2 separate regions of the Homo sapiens genome follow, and region 1 is linked to region 2. A link is a loop called in an ENCODE intact Hi-C map of the cell type or tissue named here. Cell type or tissue: GM12878. All regions are shown on one strand. Links, peaks and the distances in the headings refer to the core of each region. The heading gives the core; the rest is flanking DNA. Region 1 overlaps CBR4 (carbonyl reductase 4). Region 2 overlaps ANXA10 (annexin A10).

Region 1 (10,163 bases), core at 66-2,565, 820 kb before region 2:
GTTTTGTCACCACAGATAAGTTTTGCCAGTTTGTGAACTTAATACTAATAGAATCATGGAGTGGATATTATTTTTTAAAAGATGAATTTAGGAGAGAATATTTAGATAACATATTAATTTTCTTGCTAAACAAGGCTTAGTATGGCAGTTGCTCAGGCCATTCAAACTATTTTGGCTATATGTTACTACTTTTTAGGGGTTAAGAATATTTGCCACTCAAGCTGAGAAGGGGTAGCAACCTGTCTTCCAAGTGGATCCTTTCTGGTTTATCAATTGTTATTTTAATGTTTCTCAAGCCAAGTTCAAAATGGGACTCTAGGTATTCTAGCTATTCTAGCTCAGATAGGAAGCACTTCTTGCACTCTCAGTAAAAATGTTACATTAGTCTTGACCTTTTTGGTTTTTATCTTGTTATTATATGCTATTATATGCTGTTTCTTTTTGTAGGGATGGTCTTTTAGTAAGAACAAAAACTGAAGATATGGTATCTCAGCTTCATACTAACCTCTTGGGTTCCATGCTGACCTGTAAAGCTGCCATGAGGACTATGATTCAACAACAGGGAGGGTCTATTGTTAATGTAGGTGAGTCTTCACCTTTGTGAATTTATGATTATCCCATAATACCATACCATAAAAATATTTAATCCACGAATTTGTGATTTATTGTGAAACATGAATGAAATTTATATTATCTGTGGAAAAAAGGATTTAATTAATTGATTAATGAGTAAAATAAGAATCACACATTCACATCCCTATAGGAGTCAGGCAGGTGTTAAATGAGTGACACCACTGAGTACTAGAAAAATGACAGTACCAGCCATGTGATAAATGATATCCAGCTTCATTGTCCAGAGCCCATATGGAATGGTGGAGGCCACCACTTAGATTCAGTAGATTGTTGCCGTGCAAGAATGTGGTCCCAGTTTTGCCAGCAATTTTGATTTTTCAAGAGAAATTGGATCATTCTGATTTTTATGTGAATTTTTTTTTTTTTAAATAGAGACGAGGTCACACTATGTGGCCTAGGCTGGTCTTTAACTCATGGGCTCAAGTGATCCTCCCGAAGTGCTGGGATTATAGAGGTGAGCCACGTGCCCAGCCAGGAACCTGATTTTTAAAACATGGACAAGGAATTAAAGTAGACAGTGGTGGCTAAATAATATTGTCTACAGCAGTTTCATGGGTTACTGTTAAATCTTGTGTAGAGGTTTAAAGGAAGATAAAATTTCTCTGTTTTTAAGAATGGATGTAAGTAACCCCTAGTTTTCAGTTCATCTAACCCACAGGGCAGATAAGCTGTGGAGTATATGCCTGTAGAACTTAAAATGCAAAATGACTTGAAATTTTATTTCAGTTTGGTAATTTGGAAATAATAGTATACCATCTGCTTTTTATTTTCAAATGGTAATACCTTAAAAGGCCACAGAAGGGAGATGCTGCTCCATAAAAGTAAGTGACCCTGTTCTTTTAAATGTAGGAAATGGTTTTTCAAGCCAGAATTTAGAGTTTTTCTGTTTTGAAAGTGAGAAAAGGAAAGAATACTATGCTAATAAACTAAGGGGACATGAGAGCATTTTGGACATTTACTCTTAAAAATTTAAGGGATCCGTTTTCTTATGTAAGAGATTAGTCAATGAGTCAACCTTTGCCTTTTAACACAGCCAGATAAGGACTTTGGATACTTACAAGCAGGCAAACAGGCCTGTATCTGTCACCTGATAACCTGAGGTATATTTGTTTAACTCTAAAATCTTCTTTTTTTTAGGTGTATTTAAAAAACCCATTAGTCCTCCTTATGCATGCAAAACTTTTAGAATTGAGCTAAAAGTAAATAATAGATAGTAAATTGAGAATCTTACTACAGGAAGGACTACTTTAAACTGCCAGACACTTCATTGGTATTTCAGAAATTACCACTTTTTGACCTGATGAACAGTAGTGCGTGGCACGAATCAAAGCTGCTAAAGCAGCTTGTGTTTTTTTTTCTTTTAAAAGCCACTCATATTTAGCAGTTGGGGGTTGTATACTAACTTTAGTGACACTACTGTTAATAGGTTCTGATAACCCGCTACCATCGGACCAGCCCTGTTTTGGTATTTTTTTCGTGCATGTATTTTTCTTTTTTTGTGTCTCTGTATTTTTCTTTCTGATAAACACCCCTCTATCCATATGCATTTCTTCAGTCTGATGTCTGTTCTCTCTGTGTACTTCACAGTTCTCTTCCTTTGTTATTAATTGGCCTACAATATATAATGTAGATAAATATTCTAATACTGAACTTGTTGATTCTAATAGAGAAATGTTTGGAATGTTTTCTTTTTTTAAAATTACTTTAAAAAAATTTTGTGAGGTCCTTGATTAATTTTTGTATCATAAGTACAGGTCAGTGGTGCAGAAAATTACTTCCCCACTTCTGTTTTGCAAGAGTTTATTTGCATATAGTTGATATTTGAATTAAAAATTATTATTACATATTCATTAGATGTGGTCACTCAAGAATCTTCAGTAGGCAGTACAGTTTACAATATATCACTGAATGTAATGAAATTGCACTTTTACAAAAAGTGTATAATTGAAGCTTTGCCAATTTAGATTGACAGTACAAGCATGTCTCGCAGATATTGTAGCTTTGGTTCTGCTCCACCGGAATAAAGCGAATATGTCAAGAATGTAAGTCACACAAATTGAATTGCTGCAATCTCATGATAAAACAAATGGGTGAGGAGTTGCTTCTTATGTATGGATAAACAAAGTTGTTTCTCAAGATGGAATCTACTTGTGAAGATGTGAATACTGTTGAAATGACAAAGGATTTAGAATATCCTATAAACTTAGTTGATAAAGCAATAGCAGGGATTGAGAGGAGAGGCTCCAATTTTTAAAGTTCTACTTGGATAAAATGCTATCAAAGAGCATCACATGCTGCAGAGAAATCTTTCATGAAATGAAGAGTCAATCAATGTGGCAAATTTTGTCTTATCCAATTGTTTAGTTTCTCAGTGCATGTAAAAGTTATATTATGGTCTATTAAGTATGCAGTAGCATTATATCTAAAAAAAATGTAAATACTTTGTTGCTAAAAAAATACTTTATTGCTAAAAAATGCTAATGATCATCTGAGCTTCTGGCAAGTCATAATCTTTGCTGGCGGAGGGTCTTGCCTTGATGTTTATGGCTGCTGACTGATAATAGTGGCTGTGGCAATTTCTTTATTTTTTTTATTTTTTTATTTTATTATTGTTATACTTTAAGTTTTAGGGTACCGTGCACAATGTGCAGGTTAGTTACATATGTATACATGTGCCATGCTGGTGTGCTGCACCCACTAACTCGTCATCTAGCGTTAGGTATATCTCCCAATGCTATCCCTCCCCGCTTCCCCCACCCCACAACAGTCCCCAGAGCGTGATGTTCCCCTTCCTGTGTCCATGTGTTCTCATTGTTCAGTTCCCACCTATGAGTGAGAACATGCGGTGTTTGGTTTTTTGTCCTTGCGATAGTTTACTGAGAATGATTTCCAATTTCATTCATGTCCCTACAAAGGACATGAACTCATCATTTTTTATGGCTGCTTAGTATTCCATGGTGTATATGTGCCACATTTTCTTAATCCAGTCTGTCATTGTTGCACATTTGATTTGGTTCCAAGTCTTAGAATAAGACAAAATTTGCCACATTGATTGACTCTTCATTTCGTGAGAGATTTCTCTGCAGCATGTGATGCTGTTTGATAGCATTTTATGCAAGTAGATCTTTAAAAATTGGAGCCACTCCTCTCAATCCCTGCTATTGCTTTATCAACTAAGTTTATAGGATATTCTAAATCCTTTGTCATTTCTTTCAACAGTATTCACATCTTCACAAGGAAGAGATTCCATCTTGAGAAACAACTTTGTTTATCCATACATAAGAAGCAACTCCTCACCCATTTGTTTTATCATAAGATTGCAGCAATTCAGTCACATCTTCAGGCTCCACTTGTAATTCTGCTCCACTGAAGTCTTGAACCCCACAAAGTCATCCATGAGGGTTAAAATAACTTCTTTCAAACTTCTGTTAATGTTGGTATTTTGACCTGCCATGAATCACAAATGTTCTGAATGGCATATAGAACGGTGAATCCTTTCCAGAAGGCTTTTAATTTACTTTGCCCAGATTCCTAAGAGGAATTACTATTTATGACTGCTATAGACTTATAAAATGTTTCTTAAATAAGACTTGAAAGTCAGAATTATCCCTTGATCCATGAGCTGAAGAAAGGATATTGTGTTAACAGGCACGAAAACAACATTAATCTCCTTGTACATATCCATCAGAGCTCTTTGGTGACCAGATGCATTGTCAGTGAGCAGTAATATTTTGTTTGTGGCACCCCAACAGCAGTAAACATCAAGAATCACTGATCACAGATCATTATAACAGATGTAATAATAATGAAAAAATTTAAGATGGTATGAAAATTACCAAAATGTGACAAAGAGACACAGAGTGAGCACTGCTCACAGTGAGCCATGGTGTTGGAAAAGTGCTAATAGAATTGCTTGTTGCAAGGTTGCTACAAGCCTTCAATTTGTTAAAAAAAAAAAAAAAAAATGCAATATCTGCAAAGCACAATAAAGCAGAACAATAAAATGAGTTATGCATGTAATTCAATTTTAGTGAGATTTAGCTTCAAATGAACTAGTTTTTAGGGTGAAAACGAGAGCTTTCTGCCTTATGTCTGTGTTGTAGAATCATAAAATTAGTCAGCTTTTGTCTGACTTTTTCTGGCTTTAACCTCTACCTGCTGGAAGCCTTTATAAATACCACAGAATTTTCATCATATCTGACCTACTCAGAGATTAGAGTGCATCCCCTTCACGTAGTGAATCAATTCGCAAGCACCTGCATTGGCAGTTTTGTATCAGCTGCTTTCAGATGCTATTTTCTGTATGTATCTGGAGCAGACTTGGACTCTTAAATCTTCCGTAAATGACTGATGACAATGGTTAGAATTTCTAATTTTAACAAAGGACAAGGTGAAGTGGGTTTTACCTTTTTGTTTACTATAAATTATCTAAATTTTCAAGTAACCCCATTAATTGAATTTAATACGCTTTTTTTTTTTTTTTTTTTTTTTTTGTCCTAGGAAGCATTGTTGGCTTAAAAGGCAACTCTGGCCAGTCCGTTTACAGTGCCAGTAAAGGAGGATTAGTTGGATTTTCACGTGCTCTTGCTAAAGAGGTAGCAAGAAAGAAAATTAGAGTGAATGTAGTTGCACCAGGTTAGTGAAAACTTTATTAAAATAACTTGATTATGATTATTGTTTTATAGGGAAGCCATTATTTGGAACATTAGTAATTGACATCTGGGTAGAATAGTTTGTAAAATGATTGTGAAAAGAATCAAATAATGAACTGGGGGACTCAAAAAAATTTTTTGTACCTCATATTCTATATAAAGTCTATGTGTTAGCCTGTTTGCATTGCTCTAAAGGACTGTCTGAGGTAATTCATAAAAAAAAGAGGCTTATTTGGCTCTCGGGCCTGCAGGCTGTACAAGCATGACACCAACATCTGCTCAGCTTCTGGTGAGGCCCAGGAAACTTTTTTTCAGTCATGGCGGAAGGTAAAGAGGTAGCAGCCAAGTCATATGGGGATAGCAGGAGCAAGAGAGAGAGGAGGTGGCAGGCTCTAAACAACCAGCTCTGGCATGAACTAACAGTGAGAACTCATTATTTACCATGTGGAGGGCACCAAGCTATTCATGAGGAATCCGCCTCCATGACCCAAACACCTCCCGCTAGGCCCACCTCCAACATTGGGAATCACATTTCAACATGAGATTTGGAGGGGACAGACATCCAAACCATAAGAGTCTTTATTTTTAAATTTTGCACTAGTGGAATAACTTAAGGTGGAGAGGGTCTTAGAAATAATTTTTTCCAGTCATTTTTGTAGATTAGAAAACTGTACCTGGGATTCAGAGTGACTTGCCTAAGGTTACACAGCTAGTTTATGGAAGAACTGTTACTAAAAGCTTTGTCTTTTGATTTCCACCTAATGGGAGCTTAAAAATAATGTCCTACCAGGTATGGTAGCTCATGTGGGAGGCTGAGGCAGGAGTATTGTGAGGCCAGGAGTTCCAGATCAGCCTGAGCAACATAGCAAGATGCTGTCTGTACCGAAAAAAAAAAAAAAAAATTAGCTGGGTGTGGTGGTGCACACCTATAGTCCCAGCTATTTGGGAGGCTGAAGCAGGAGGATTGCTGGAGTCCAGGAGTTGGAGGTTGCAGTGAGCTATGATCATGCCATTGTACTCCAGCCTAGGTGACAGAGCGAGACCCTGTTGAGACCCTGTCTCTATAAAAATTAAAAAAAAAATTCTTTTTAGATTTTCTTTATATCATTACACAAACTTTAGATAGTTTTGTCCTTTTACTACTATGGTCTGTCTAAACTATCTGGAACCTCCCATTTTCCTAATTTTTACTTTTCCATTATTTGCCTTTCGCCAGGGTACTAGTTGATAAAATTGCCTGGATTAATGAAGAGGGTAATAAAAAGGTGCTAAAACTCAAAAATATATGATCACTAATTAGCTGGTGTGCTAGAAATTTTGATTAGGTATTTACTTGGTTTTTGAGTAACACAAGTGTTTTTATCTACCTCTGCCAGTTAGCCATGGAATCTTTGTCCTAGCCTACTGTAGGTACTTAAGAATTAATCACCTATATAAGAAAAGGCAGTTTATTTTGGTTTGCTGGTCCTTTGTAAGAAAGAGAGGGCTGAAGTAGACCTTTGCTACCTTTCCCTTTCCGGTCACTAATGGCTCCAGCTTGGACCTTACAGTTGGTGTTTTCTTTGGCACTGAAGTTGAGCCAGCAGGTATCAGGGATTTATCAAAATATCCTATTAACCCTTTTGGTCTATAGTGTGTCTTTATTTCAATTCTTTTCTTTTCTTTTTTTTTTTTCTCATAGCAACTAGCTACATTCAGACATTCTAAATCTATGAATATTTGATAAGTGACTGTGGTTCAGATACATCTATTTGCTGGGAGTAGGGAGAGAAAGAAAAAGAAAAAACAATCCAGAAGCAGCATTGTTGTTATCTTAGCACTGTTTTCTCTTTGTGTATGCTTTATGCAAGCTGATTGATTTTTAGCGTTAGCCTAGATGAACTATCTGTGGAATAAATTATTTGTGGTTTGGAACTACATGTATTTGCTTCCTTCTCTTTTCAGGATTGGAATACTGTGGGTAATGAAGGGTTAATTTTAGTTCATGATAATACAAAAGCTGAATGGTTTCGGGGAATGGAAGTGTACTTAGCTAACAATAACTCATGCAGCAAACTTTCTGGCATGTCTCCTACGTGTAGGGACTGAGCTAGCTCCCCAAATTACAGGAATGAATAAGATATTTCTGCACAAGGAGCTAAGTATAGTGAAAAAGACTGACATGTAAACAAATAATTGCAGTGTCATATGACGAATATAAAATAGAGGTACATATATGGTGCTATAGAAATGTTGAAGAAGGAAAGAATGCTTAATTTTGTCTAGTTTAGAGTAAATAGTTGTCAAGGCAGTAGACTAAATAGTGGGAATCCAGTTTGCATACTAAGGGGAAGTTTTAAGATTGTTATGGAAGTGTGGTTGTAGTCTTTCTTTCTTAAAGATTTTACTTTCCAGTGCAGTTTTTTTTTTTTTTTTTTGAAAGTGGTGGTTTTATTTATCACTCCCCTTTTTTGTTGAGCATACAACCCTTATAGAGCATAATATATATTTATATATTATGGATTTCCAGTGCAATTTATACTACAGATAAAAACCTGTAGCTGAAAATGTGGCCATTTAATAGAGTGGCCTTTATGTATATTTAGCAGATTTGATGGTATGAATATGCATCATTTGTCAGAAGCAAAGTGCAACTTGAAATAGTAGAATTAAATCAGTTCTGTGGATTACTTACCAACTTTATTTTAGATAGTAATTTCAACCAGATTCTTCAACAGATCTTGTAACACAGCTAACAAACATCACAGTTAACAAATATGTGTCCTTTTATGTCAGTTTTCCTGGTCACCTTCAAATGGAGTTTCCAATTAGCAGGAAAACAGTTTAAAAGCAAATTATAACAGGAAAAGCAAGGAACAAGGAAAATAATAAATTAGGCTGCGATTCATTGCCTAATACTGTTGACTTTTTAAAGATCAATAGCTGCTAATCTTTGGTATTACTTTAAATATAAAATAAACTGTTCATGGGAAATCATACTGATTGGAAGATATTGAATATTAGAAATAATATTTGATAAATGGAAACTGTAATGGCTGTATTACCTTAAAAAATATGTGTTTTGAATAGATAATACATATAGTACGAAATTCAAAAGTACAAAAAGGCATAAAGAGTCTTTTCTCCTCTGGACATTCAGTTACTTAAAAGTAGTTGCTGTTAACTACAAAGTTTCTTTTGTATTTCATATATAAGCCAATAAAGCATGCTGGGCATGAGTGTAAGAAAACACAAATTGTATCATGCAATTCACAGCTTTCTGTATCTTCCTTTATTCATAGAACAAGATACCTTGGTGATGTTTCTGTGTTATTCCATATAGAGCTGCTTCACTTTTTTAAATAACAGCTTTGTGGAAATACAATTCACATACCATACAATTCACCCATTTAAAGTTTACAATTCAGTCAATTCAGTGGTTTTAGTATAGTCCCAGAATTGTTCAATCTTCACCACAGTAAATTTTAGAACGTTTTCATCATCCTTAAAGAAATCCTAAACCCATTAACATTCATTCCCTATTTCTTTCCAATCTCCCCAGTACACTAAACTACTTTCTGTATCTACAGATTTGCATATTCTGGACATTTCATATAAATTGAATCATGTAATATTTGGTGTTTTGTGACTGTTATGTCACTTTTAATGACTGAATGAAAACAGAAAATGATGTTTGTTTTAAAGGTATACCTAATTTATTTAACCTGTTGCCTTTTGATGGACATTTAGTTTTGTTCTGAACTTTTTCTGTTACAACTAATGATGCAGTGACAATACTTGTATGGAGTTTATTTTGCACATTTGCAAGTATATGAGTGTAATCTTGGGACTGGAACTGCAAAGGCTTCAGAGGTATGTGCATTTTTAATTTTGACAAATAGTATTATGTTTATTTCTACAGGATACCTTAAGTGTTTCAGTACTTTATTTTTTAAGTTGAAGAGCTTTTATGTTTACTACTTGGAGAAAATCTTGTTGACAAAGATTTGCATGAGTTTGTTAGCTACTCAGAGAAGATATTCTAAGTGTTCTTATGTGCTGTTTGGAATGAAGTTGATTTCCCACTCTGCTTCCCTCTACAAATATAATATTAAGACATAGAAATTTGTTCTAGTTAAAATCTTGGTTTAGCTTTTTGGTAAGAGCCTTATTTCTTCTCCCTTAGAAAAGTGTTGGGTTGTTTTTGTTCTTTTTGAGTCCTAGAAACTTACATCAAAGAGTGGACATCTTATCTGGCAGATACATCAAATAGTGCCCCATCTCACAATTGTTAGTACTAGTGATAGGCTAAAATCCTGATGCCTTTTTAAATATAAAGGCTCTGCTGTATATAAAAATGTTGAAAACTAAAATAATGACCTAGGGATATGGAAATGAGGTGTTTCTATTTATAGTTTATAGCTAGTCAGAAATCGATAAAGGATATAATCTTTTTAAAAAAATTGTTTAAAAATTTTTTTGAGATGGGGTTTCATTCTGTTGCCTAGGTTGGAGTATAGTGGTGCAGTCTTGGCTCACTGCAGCCTAGACCTTCTGGGTTCAAGCGATCCTCCTGCCTCAGTAGTAGCTGGGATTACAGGCATAAGCCACCACACCTGGCCTATATCTTTAGAGTTTATCAAATATAAATCCTCATTGGGCAGGAGCCATGCATTTACCTTTTTGAGCAAGAGTGTCCCTGTTCCTAAAGAGTTCCTATAAAAATTGAACTGGGTTTTTAATCACATATATGGAACTAAACTAGAAGTATCTTTGCTCTAAATTGGTTTAATGCTTGTCATTTCAGTTATCTTTTCGTCGAGTTAAGAAGTGATAACTTTGTAGCCAATTGGAAACCTCTGACTGTCCAGGTGATGCAGTAGCATCATTTGTTGGACA
Region 2 (10,163 bases), core at 2,489-4,988:
GGCCACTTGTATTTCTTCTTGAGAAATGTCTATTCATGTCTTAGCCCAATTTTTAATGGGACTATTGGTTTTTTACTGTTGAGTTGTTTGAGTTCCTTATATATTCTGGATACAGCCCCCTTTTGAATGAGTAGTTTGCAAACAGTTTCTCCTATTCAAGCAGTTGTCTCTTCACTTATTGAATGTTTCTTTTGCTGTGCAGAAGCTTTTTTGTTTAATATAGTCCCTTTTGTCTATTTTGGGTTCTGTTGCTTGTGATTTTGAGGTTTTAGTCATAAAATCGTTGCATGGACCAGTGTCCTGAAGAGTTTTCCCTATGTATTCTTCTAGTAGTTTTATAGTTTCAGGTATCACATTTAAGTTGTTCATCCATCTTGAGTTGATTTTTGTACATAGACATAGGGGTCTAGTCTCATTCTTCTGCATATGGCTAGCCAGTTTTTTTTAATGTACCATTTATTGAAGAAGGTGTCTTTTCCCCAGTGTATGTTCCTCATGACTTTGTTGAAGATCAATTGACTGTAAATATATAGATTTATTTCTTGAGTCTCTATTCTGTTTCTTTGGTCTATCTGTCTATTTTTCCATTAATACAATGTTGTTTTGGTTACTATAGGCTTGTAATATGTTGGGAAATCAGGTATTGTGATGTCTCTGGCTTTGTTTTTTGCTCAGGATTGCTTTAGCTTTTCTGGATCTTTTTTGATTAATACAAGTGTCAGGCTAATTTTTTCTATTTTTGTGAAAACTGACATTGGTGTTTTGATAGGGATTGAATTGAATCTGTAGATTGCTTTGGGTTACATAATCATTTTAATGATATTAATTCTTCTGATCCATGAGCACATAGTATCTTTCCATTTGTCCTCTTTAATTTTTTCATCAGTGTTTTGTAGTTTTCCTAGTAGAAATCTTTCACTTCCTTCATTAAATTTATTCCTAGGCATTTTTTTGGTAGCTGTTGTAAATAGGATTTAGTTCTTGATTTCTCTTTGGGGTATTTCGTTATTGGTGTATAGGCATGTGACTGATTTTTGTGTTATGATTTTGTATCCTGAAACTTTACTGCATATGCTTATCAGTTCTAGGAGTTTTTTGTGGAGTCTTTTGTTTTTTCTTTTTTTTAAATAATATAAAATTCTGTTATCTGCAGAGAGGGACAATTTGACTTCCTTTTCCCCAATTTGGATGCATTTTATTTCTTTTTCTTAACTGACTAATCTGGCTAAGGTTTCCAGTAACATGTTGAATAGGAGTGATGCAAGTAGACATCCTTGTCTTGTTCCAGTTCCTGGATGAAATGCTTTCCATATTTCTCCATTCAGTATGATGTTAGCTGTGGGTTTGTAATAAATGACCTTTATTATTTTGTTATATGTTCCTTCTATACCTAGTTTGTTGAGTGTTTTTATCATGAGGGAGTGTTGGATTTTATCAAATACTTTTTCTGCATCTATTGAGATAATCACGTTTCTTGTCCTTCATTCTGTTGATGTGATTTATCATCATATTTATTCATCTGCATATGTCAACCCATCATAGTACCCCTGGAATAAGTCCCACTTGTTTGTGATGTATTATCCTTTTGATGTGCTATTGGATTTAATTTGCCAGTATTTTCTTTAGGATTTTTGCATCTATGTTCATCAGGTATATTGGCCTGTAGTTTTCCTTGTCTGGTTTTGGTATCAGCATTTGGTAATGCTGGCCTTGTTAAATGAGTTAGGGAGAATTCCCTCCTCTTCAGTCTTTTGGAATAGTTTGTGGAGGATTGATATAAGTTCTTCATTATACATTTGACAGAATTCAGCAGAGAATCTATTTGGTCCTGGTCTTTTCTTTGTTGGAAGACATTTTATTACCAATTCTAATTACTATTCATTATTGGTCTTTTCTTGTTTTCTATTTCTTTCTGATTCAATCTTGATAGGTTTTATGTTTGCACGAATTTATTCATTTCTCCTAGGTTTTTCAGGTTGTTAGCATACAGTTGTTCATAATAGTCTTTGATTATCTTCTATATTTCTGTGATATCAGTTTTAATGCCTCCATTTTCATTTCTGTTTTTGTTTATTTGTGTCTCTCTTCTTGGTTAGTCTAGCTAGAAGTTTATCAATTTTGATTCTTTTCTAGAAGAACCATTTTTTCATTTTGGTGATCCTTTGTATTGGTTTTTTTAGTCTCAACTTCATTTAGTTCTGCTGTAATCTTTATTTTTCTTTTCTTCTGCTAATTTTGGGTATTGTTTGTTTTTGATCCTCTAGTTCCTTGAAGTGCATTGTCAGATTTTATTTGAAATATTTCTTTATGTAGTTATTTATTGCTATAAACTTCCTTCTTAGCACTGCTTTTACTGTATTACACAGGTTTTGGTATGTTGTGTTTCCATTTTCATTTGTCCAAGAAACTTTCTGATTTCCATCTTCATTTTTTTTACTGATCTGATGTTCATCTAGCAACATGTTTGATTTCCACCTATTTGTATACATTCCAAAGTTCCTCTTGTTATGGATTTTTAGTTTTATTTCATTGTAGTCTGAAAAGATGCTTGATATGACTTTGATTTTTTAAAAATTCAATGGGACTGTTTTATGGTCTAATATATAGTCCTTTCTGGAGAATGTTGCACGTGCTGATAAGAAGAATGTGTCTTCTGTAGTTGTTACAGAAAATGTTCTATAAGTGTCCGTTAGGTCTATTTAGTATAAAAAGCAGTTTACTTATTTATTTATTTTTTGAGACAGGGTCTCACTCTGTTGCCCAGGTTGGACTGCAGTGGCATTATCACAGTTCACTGCAGTCTCAACCTCCTGGGCTCAAGCAATCCTCCCACCTTAGCCTCCCAAGTAGCTGAGACTACTGGTATGAACCACCATGCCCAACCCTAAAGTGCAGTTTAAATACAATGTTTCTTTGTTAATTTTATTTCTCAATGATCTGCCTAATGCTAAAGGTGGGGTGTTGAATTCTTGCAATATTATTGTATTGGAGTTCATCTCTCTGTTTAGATCTGGTAGTATTTACTCTCTGAATCTGGATGCTCTAATGTTGGGTACATATATATTTAGAATTGTTATTTCATTTCACTGGATTGGTTCTTTTATTATTATGAAATGACTTATGTAGTCTTTTTCTTACTTTTTGACATAAAGTCTATTTTATGTACTATAAATATAGCTACTTCTGCTTGCTTTGGGTTTCTGTTTGCTTGAAATATCTTTTCCATAGTTTTATTTTCAGTCTATATGTGTCTTCATAGGTGAAGTGCATTTCTTGTAGGCAGCATATAGTTGGATCTGTTTTTAGCCTTTCAGCCAGTGTATATCTTTTAAGTGGAGAATGTAATCTGTTTTTATTCAAGGTTATTACTGATATACGAGGTTTTGTTCCTATCATATTGTTAGTTATTTACTGGTTGTTTTGTATATTCTTTGCTTCTTTTTTTTTCCTCTGTTTATTCTTGTGGTTTGGTGTTTTTCAGTGGTGGTACCATGTGACTCCTTTCTCTTCCTCATTTGTGTGTTTGCTTTACTAGTGAATTTTACACTTTCATGTGTTTTCAGGATGAGAATTTTCTTCCTTTTGGTTCCAGGTTACACTCACCCATCTTGCCTCTGGTTTCAGTCCTGGCTAGATTGTGGCATCAGTTTAGGTTATTCCCCAAATCTGATCTCAGTGAGTATTTTTTCTTTGTCACTCCTAACTTTCTGAACCTTGAGAGACAGAAGAGACCATGCTCTACTGATGGCACCAAAAAAGCATATCATAACTTCCAAAAGTCGTTGAGGCTGCTGTTAAAAGGTGAAGATAAAAACAGAGAGAAATGGCTTTTCTCACATAGCTTGGGCAAGTAGTTGGTTAAGTACTGTCACAAAAAAAGAATAGCTGCAAGTCAAACACACACACGTGCACACACACACACACACTATATATATATATATATATATATATATATATATATATTTTTTTTTTTTTTTTGAGACGGAGTCTTGCTTTGTCTCCCAGGCTGGAGTGCAGTGGTGTGATCTAGGCTCCGCCTCTCTGGTTCTCACCATTCTCCTGCCTCAGCCTCCCAAGTAGCTGGGACTATACGCGCCCACCACCGTGCCCGGCTAATTTTTTGTATTTTTAGTAGAGATGGGGTTTCACCGTGGTCTCAATCTCCTGACCTCGTGATCCACCCGCCTCAGCCTCCCAAAGTGTTGGGATTACAGGTGTGAGCCACCGCGCCTGGCCACACACAGTATTTTTACACCCAAATCTCTTATACGTCTAATCCAGGCAAGCATATATCTGGCTGCATTTTACTGGTTTATATCTTTTTTTTTTTTTGAGACAGAGTCTTGCTGTGTCGCCCAGGCTGGAGTGCAGTGGTGCGATCTCGGCTCACCACAACCTCTATCTCCTGTGTTCAAGCGATTCTTCTGCCTCAGCCTCCTGAGTAGCTGGGATTACAGGCACCTGCCACTACGCCCAGCTAATTTTTGTATTTTTAGTAGAGACAGGGTTTCACCATGTTGGTCAGGCTGGTCTCGAACTCCTGACCTAGTGATCTGCCTGCCTTGGCCTCCCAAAGTGCTGAGATTATAGGCATGAGCCACCATGCCCGGCCACATTTTGCTGGTTTACGTCTTTACTTATTTTTAAAGCCTGCTGTAGATGATCACTCTAGCTTTATTGTAATTGTATAGGAGTCTCAAAAATTCCCCAAACTAGGATGGTCACACTGCATTTTCCTTGGTCTTTCAAATCATGATAAAGACGGCCTTGAGCAGACTCTCTTGTTGTAGGTTGTTGATGGTTCACATTTAAATAAAATCTATTCCAATGCAATTTTTCTATTATTCCATCATGCACAATTTATTTAATTGCTGATTAGATAGTAGGCAAATTCAGGATAGTAGGCAAATTCAGTATCATATACTTTCATTCATAGTTTTCTTTGGCTTAGAATAATTTCAAAGATAGAAGAGAAAATATGATTGTATAGTTTTGTTAATAGTGCCATGAACAGTACAAATTTGTGAGAAAATCTCTATTTGGAAGTGTCTAGAAAGAGGAGTGCACAGTACTCCAAGTCCTCTTCATTTTAGTAGTCCTCAGCATCACCAGCACAGATGGCAAGCAGTGCTTTCTTATAATGCCCTGAAGCAAAATTCTGAAAAGAAAAATATAATATATTTGAAATAAAATATCATAATAGTTCTAAAAAGGAAGCATAATTCCTCTGGACTGCACTATGAAAGAGCCATGGACCATTAGCCTTTCTAAACTTATTTACTTTTCTCATCTAAAGGTTTAACATGCCCTAAGTACTGCTCCCAATGAAAGTTGTTGAAGAATAATGCTCTGGTTACAGTCAGTAGTATGTGGTTTACATAAAGTCGGTTGAACCTGAATGTGTATTTATAAGAACTTGCCTTAGAATTAAATATTCTCCTCAACTTTAGGAAGATGTACCCTAATGTTATTATTATTATTGTTATAAATGAATGTAGAATGTGGAGAACAAATTAATATGTCTCAAAAGATTTAAAAATATTTATAATTATTAATGTAGTAATTCTACCTCAAGAAATATATATTAAGAAAGTTATTATCAATCATTGATAAGCACAAAGTTTTGTGCTAAAAATATATACACCATAATATTATGTATAATAGTGAAAAACTGAGAAGCAATGTATAATAATGTGAGGTAGTTTGTGTACTTTATAGCTTATACAGCAGAATACCATGATTCAATAAAAATACTCTTTTACATAGCAAAACATATTATTATTTATATAGCTTTAGAAAATGACTGAAAGTACCTGTCTTAGTGTGTTCAGGCAGCTGTGACAAAAGTACCATAAACTGGGTGACTTATAAACAATAGGAATTTATTTCTAACAGCTCTAGAGGCTGGCAAGGCCAAGATCAAGCAGATGTGGTGCCTGCTGAGTGCCTGTCTCTCGTAGACAGCCTTCTTCTCATTCTAAGCTCACATGGCAGAAGGGACAAAGGTGTTCTCTTTGGCCTATTTTATAAGGACATTAATCCCATTCATGGGCTCCACGTTCATGACCTAATCACCTCACAAAGACCCCACCTCCTAGTATCATCACTTCTTTGGGGTTAGAATTTCAGCAGATACATTTTCAGGAGACACAAACATGCACACCATAGCAGAATAAAAGTTTATTAATGATTTTCTGTAGAAAATTAGGGAGGTTTTAATTTTCTTGTAATGGTCTTCTATAATTTCTATATTTTCCAAAATCAATGATAGTAGTAAATAAATATTATAAAATGTTTCTTTGTTAAGTATCAACTTTCATATTAAGGTGCTTTGGCACAAAGTCATGTAATGATAATTCAGTACTTTAAATGTACATAGCAAAGTTACATTAATTACATTTTCATATTAGCAGACTTTGAGTCGGTTGTGATTAATTATAATAAGTGCCTAAGAACTAATGTATTCATTTAGAAAATGAATTATGCCATGCATTTCTCATCACTAAAAGAGTTTAGAGTTTTGAAAGTGGCTGTAGGAGAGTTTTATCAAAGATGAAGGAATAAGATTTCTCTTAACTGCTCCATCAACTCTTCCTCTTAGAAACCATTTCAGCTCTCCAGAGGCCTACAAAGTCTTCTGTATTATGTGATCTCTTGGGCTTTAGATTGCTTCTAGATTACTCTTTCAATAAACTAAAACACTGCTTCTTGGAATTACAAATTTCAGATGAAAACAACGTGAACAAGGTAATAGCTTTTAGTTCTGCACAAAATATAAGTTCAGTTCTATTCTTATGTCCCTGTGCTTGGCTTGGTTTAATGCTCTGCTCTCCCCATCCTGAAATTCTTGAAACTTTTTTGAACACAGTGCCAAGCATTTTTATTTTCCACTAGGCTCTCAGTTAGTAAATGGTCCTATATATTCTGAGGATTCTTTGTTAGGTTGTATCAAAATGCATGAAGTTTAAAAGTATCAGAATGAAAACACTGGCTTGTTCAGTACTGAATCATTGCTCCTTTGCCCTTCAAGGGCTAAAGGGATAAGGATATGTAGAGTTGTATATAGCTAGGAACATTAAGTCCCTCCGAATTAGCAGTTTATGATATTTGACTGACTGCCCTGCCTTCTATGACAATATGAGAGGACAGCTCAACTGATTTAAGAAACCTCTTCAAAAGTAATGCAGCCTTTTGCAATATATATTTTTCCTGAGCCTGATCATACTTCAGAATTTAGCTCTTTAAGCACAATTATAGAGAATGAATATTTTGCATGACTGCATCAATGCTTCTGGGTAAAACACATCAAAGAGGAATAAGTTCTGTCGCTGAGGTAAAGGGTTCTCTTTTTTTTTTCTTTTTCTTTTTTTGAGATGGAGTCTCACTCTGTTGCCCAGGCTGGAGTGCAGTGGCGCAATCTCAGCTCACTGCAAGCTCCGCCTCCCGGGTTCAAGCGATTCTCCTGCCTCAGCCTCCCGGGTAGCTGGGACTACAGGCGTGTGCCACCACACCTGGCTAATTTTTTGTATTTTTAGTAGAGACGGGGTTTCACCGTGTTAGCCAGGTTGGTCTGGATCTCCTGACCTCGTGATCTGCCTGCCTCAGCCTCCCAAAGTGCTGGGATTACAGGCATTAGCCACCACGCCCAGCTGAGGTAAAGGGTTTTCTAAGTTAGCACCTGCCGATGTTCTAAAGACTGTGTAGAGGAAAAAAACTAGGTTATCCCTGTCTGAATAGTTAACTTTTTAGAGTCTGCCATGAAGTTATTTGAATGAGAACTTTTATCTCAGTTTCAAAAAGGAGAAAATGTGGGTCCAAATAAATCATGTGTCGGAAACTTACTCTGATATCATGAAATAGGGATTTTCCATATCGCTCTTTGTATCGTTTCCTTATGGTCAGCAGGTCTATTTCACTTCTGGCAATGAGAATCCTGATTACAGTTTTATTATGGAAACCAAAGTCCTAAAAGATACAGAAAAGTGGGAGAAATGAGAAGACAGCATCCTAAAAGTCAGTCTGTCCCAAGTGGACACACCCCTTTTCTGTAGTCATTTTCTCTTCTTCCTGAGTTCTTCCAACACTGGCATCACTGGCCACACAGGCTGTGGTTCAGATCCTGAGTCATTTCTGTCACTTCTCCCTCTCCCTTACCGCATGCTGACAGTGAATTATTCTCTTCTATTTTCTGAATGCCTTGTGCTCTCTATTCCAGTGCCACGACCTTGACTCTGACCCTTATCATTTCACCCTGATTCTGCAATAGTTGCTCCCCCTTTCTAGCCTTGTTAACCTTCACACCGTCCCACTCACACTGCATTATAAACTGCAAATCTGATCCTGTGGTCCTTCCTGGTAAGAATTCTTCCTTGGAGGGGAAGACATTCTCAGCTCTGTCAGATGGACATTGATTTGTCTAAGACAGCAGTAACATTTTAATTTTATTTTCTTGTCATCATTGATAAATTATAAAAAATTAGAATTCTAGGTGATTCAAATATTTGCCGGTTTAAATTCAAATGCAGAAAAATACAAAATCAATGTCTGTATGCTAGCCCCAGAAATACTGCACCCTAACAAATCAGTTTCAAATTGTCTTTCCAAACAGAGTAATCGTGACATCTAGTGGCCAGAAAACAGAATCTGATTTTTGAAGACAATGTTTTGAATGTATATTACTAATAAACTTTTCATAATTTGAGGTGGTTAAAATGAATGATCTAACAAGTATTCAAACTTAAAATGTAGATCGTTCACTTTAGAGTTCACTGGAGGAGAACACAGAATATATCTTTGGTTCAGGGGTGATTAAAGCAGCTTTTTGACAAACATTTGACATTTGAGGTCTTCAGGTATCAAAAATTACATTACTTGAATATACAATCCTTCTCCGTACCTACAAACCATTTGTGAATACGCATATCTTCCTATTGCCTTATAACACATACACAGCAAAAATACAGTTTTCATGTACTATTAGAATAAGTAGCCTTGAATTTGTGCATAATTGGAATCAAGGTAATTGTAGTTATTTTCCCATAATCATTCACAAGTGAAGCTTCATACTGTTGTTGTAGTGGTTGGTTCTTTGAGAAGGAAACAATTGAAATCATCCTATAGCATTTCCAAATACACTATTTCAAATAAATGTTTAACCAAATCAACTGTTTCTCCTAGAAAATAGAATAGGAGAGAAGCAAGACTGTGAGCATTGATCTTCCTTTTGTGTTCTGGGGTTATCCAGGTTCTTCCTTTGCATAAATGAGAAAATACACTGCAGAAGATATATAATAACATACTCCTGACTATTAACATATTTTCCCAGCATGCTGGCTACTTTTAAGAAGTATATCTGTTAAATTTACCTTGAGGATAAAACTGATGATTAAAATTACTGTATTATTGGATTATTTTTAATCGTTTTCTTTGAGTTTTCAAGGCTACGACATGTATATAATTATCTCTATGAGACTTTCTTTTTCTTTTCTTTTTTCTTTTTTTTTTTTTTTTTTTTCCGAGACGGTGTCTCGCTCTGTCGCCAGGCCGGAGTGCAGTGGCGCGATCTCGGCTCACGCAAGCTCCGCCTCCAGGGTTCAGGCCATTCTCCTGCCTCAGCCTCCCGAGTAGCTGGAACTACAGATGCCTGCAACCACGCCCGGCTAATTTTTTGTATTTTTAGTAGAGACGGGGTTTTACCGTGTTAGCCAGGACAGTCTAGATCTCCTGACCTCGTGATCCACCCGCCTCGGCCTCCCAAAGTGCTGGGATTACAGGCATGAGCCACTGCGCGCGGCCGAGACTTTCTTTTTTTGTTTCATGTAGATATGGATAAGGAGTGCATTATGTGATGATGCACTTAAGTGTTTGTTTTTTAAAAAAATGAACGCTCCAGGCCGGGCGCGGTGGCTCACGCCTGTAATCCCGGCACTTTGGGAGGCCGAGGCGGGCGGATCACGAAGTCAGGAAATCGAGACCATCCTGGGTAACACAGTGAAACCCCGTCTCTACTAAAAACACAAAACAAAATTAGCCGGGTGTGGTGGCGGGTACCTGTAGTCCCAGCTACTTGGGAGGCTGAGGCAGGAGAATGGCGTGAACCCGGGAGGCAGAGCTTGCAGTGAGCCGAGATCGCGCCACTGCACTCCAGCCTGGGCAGCAGAGCA

What was found. A loop is a pair of places that touch in the nucleus more often than their neighbours do. Peaks named below come from ENCODE experiments on the same cell type or tissue, not always from the same donor. Only the 100,000 strongest peaks of a DNase experiment are listed, where the experiment ranks them.
Region 1: it touches region 2 in a loop (5-fold over the local background); 12 of 110 quality-filtered maps call a loop at or near these places.

The regions. Positions count from the first base shown.
Region 1 is chr4:168,997,176-169,007,338 of GRCh38, reverse strand. CBR4 (carbonyl reductase 4) reads left to right here. Exons shown (of 5, transcript NM_032783.5): 3 at 448-584; 4 at 5,134-5,268. It also overlaps the pseudogene RNY4P17. Among named protein-coding and RNA genes, the nearest start is that of CBR4, 8.0 kb to the left of the region's middle. In GM12878, for the core only: a CTCF peak has its summit at 1,434; no DNase peak of the experiment used is centred there.
Region 2 is chr4:168,182,361-168,192,523 of GRCh38, reverse strand. It overlaps ANXA10 (annexin A10), which reads right to left. Exons shown (of 12, transcript NM_007193.5): 11 at 7,843-7,965; 12 at 4,788-5,158. The coding sequence ends at 5,090. All of the region lies in intron 2 of LOC105377524 (a long non-coding RNA gene), which reads left to right. Among named protein-coding and RNA genes, the nearest start is that of ANXA10, 95 kb to the right of the region's middle. In GM12878, for the core only: no CTCF peak of the experiment used is centred there; a DNase peak (open chromatin) is centred at 3,523.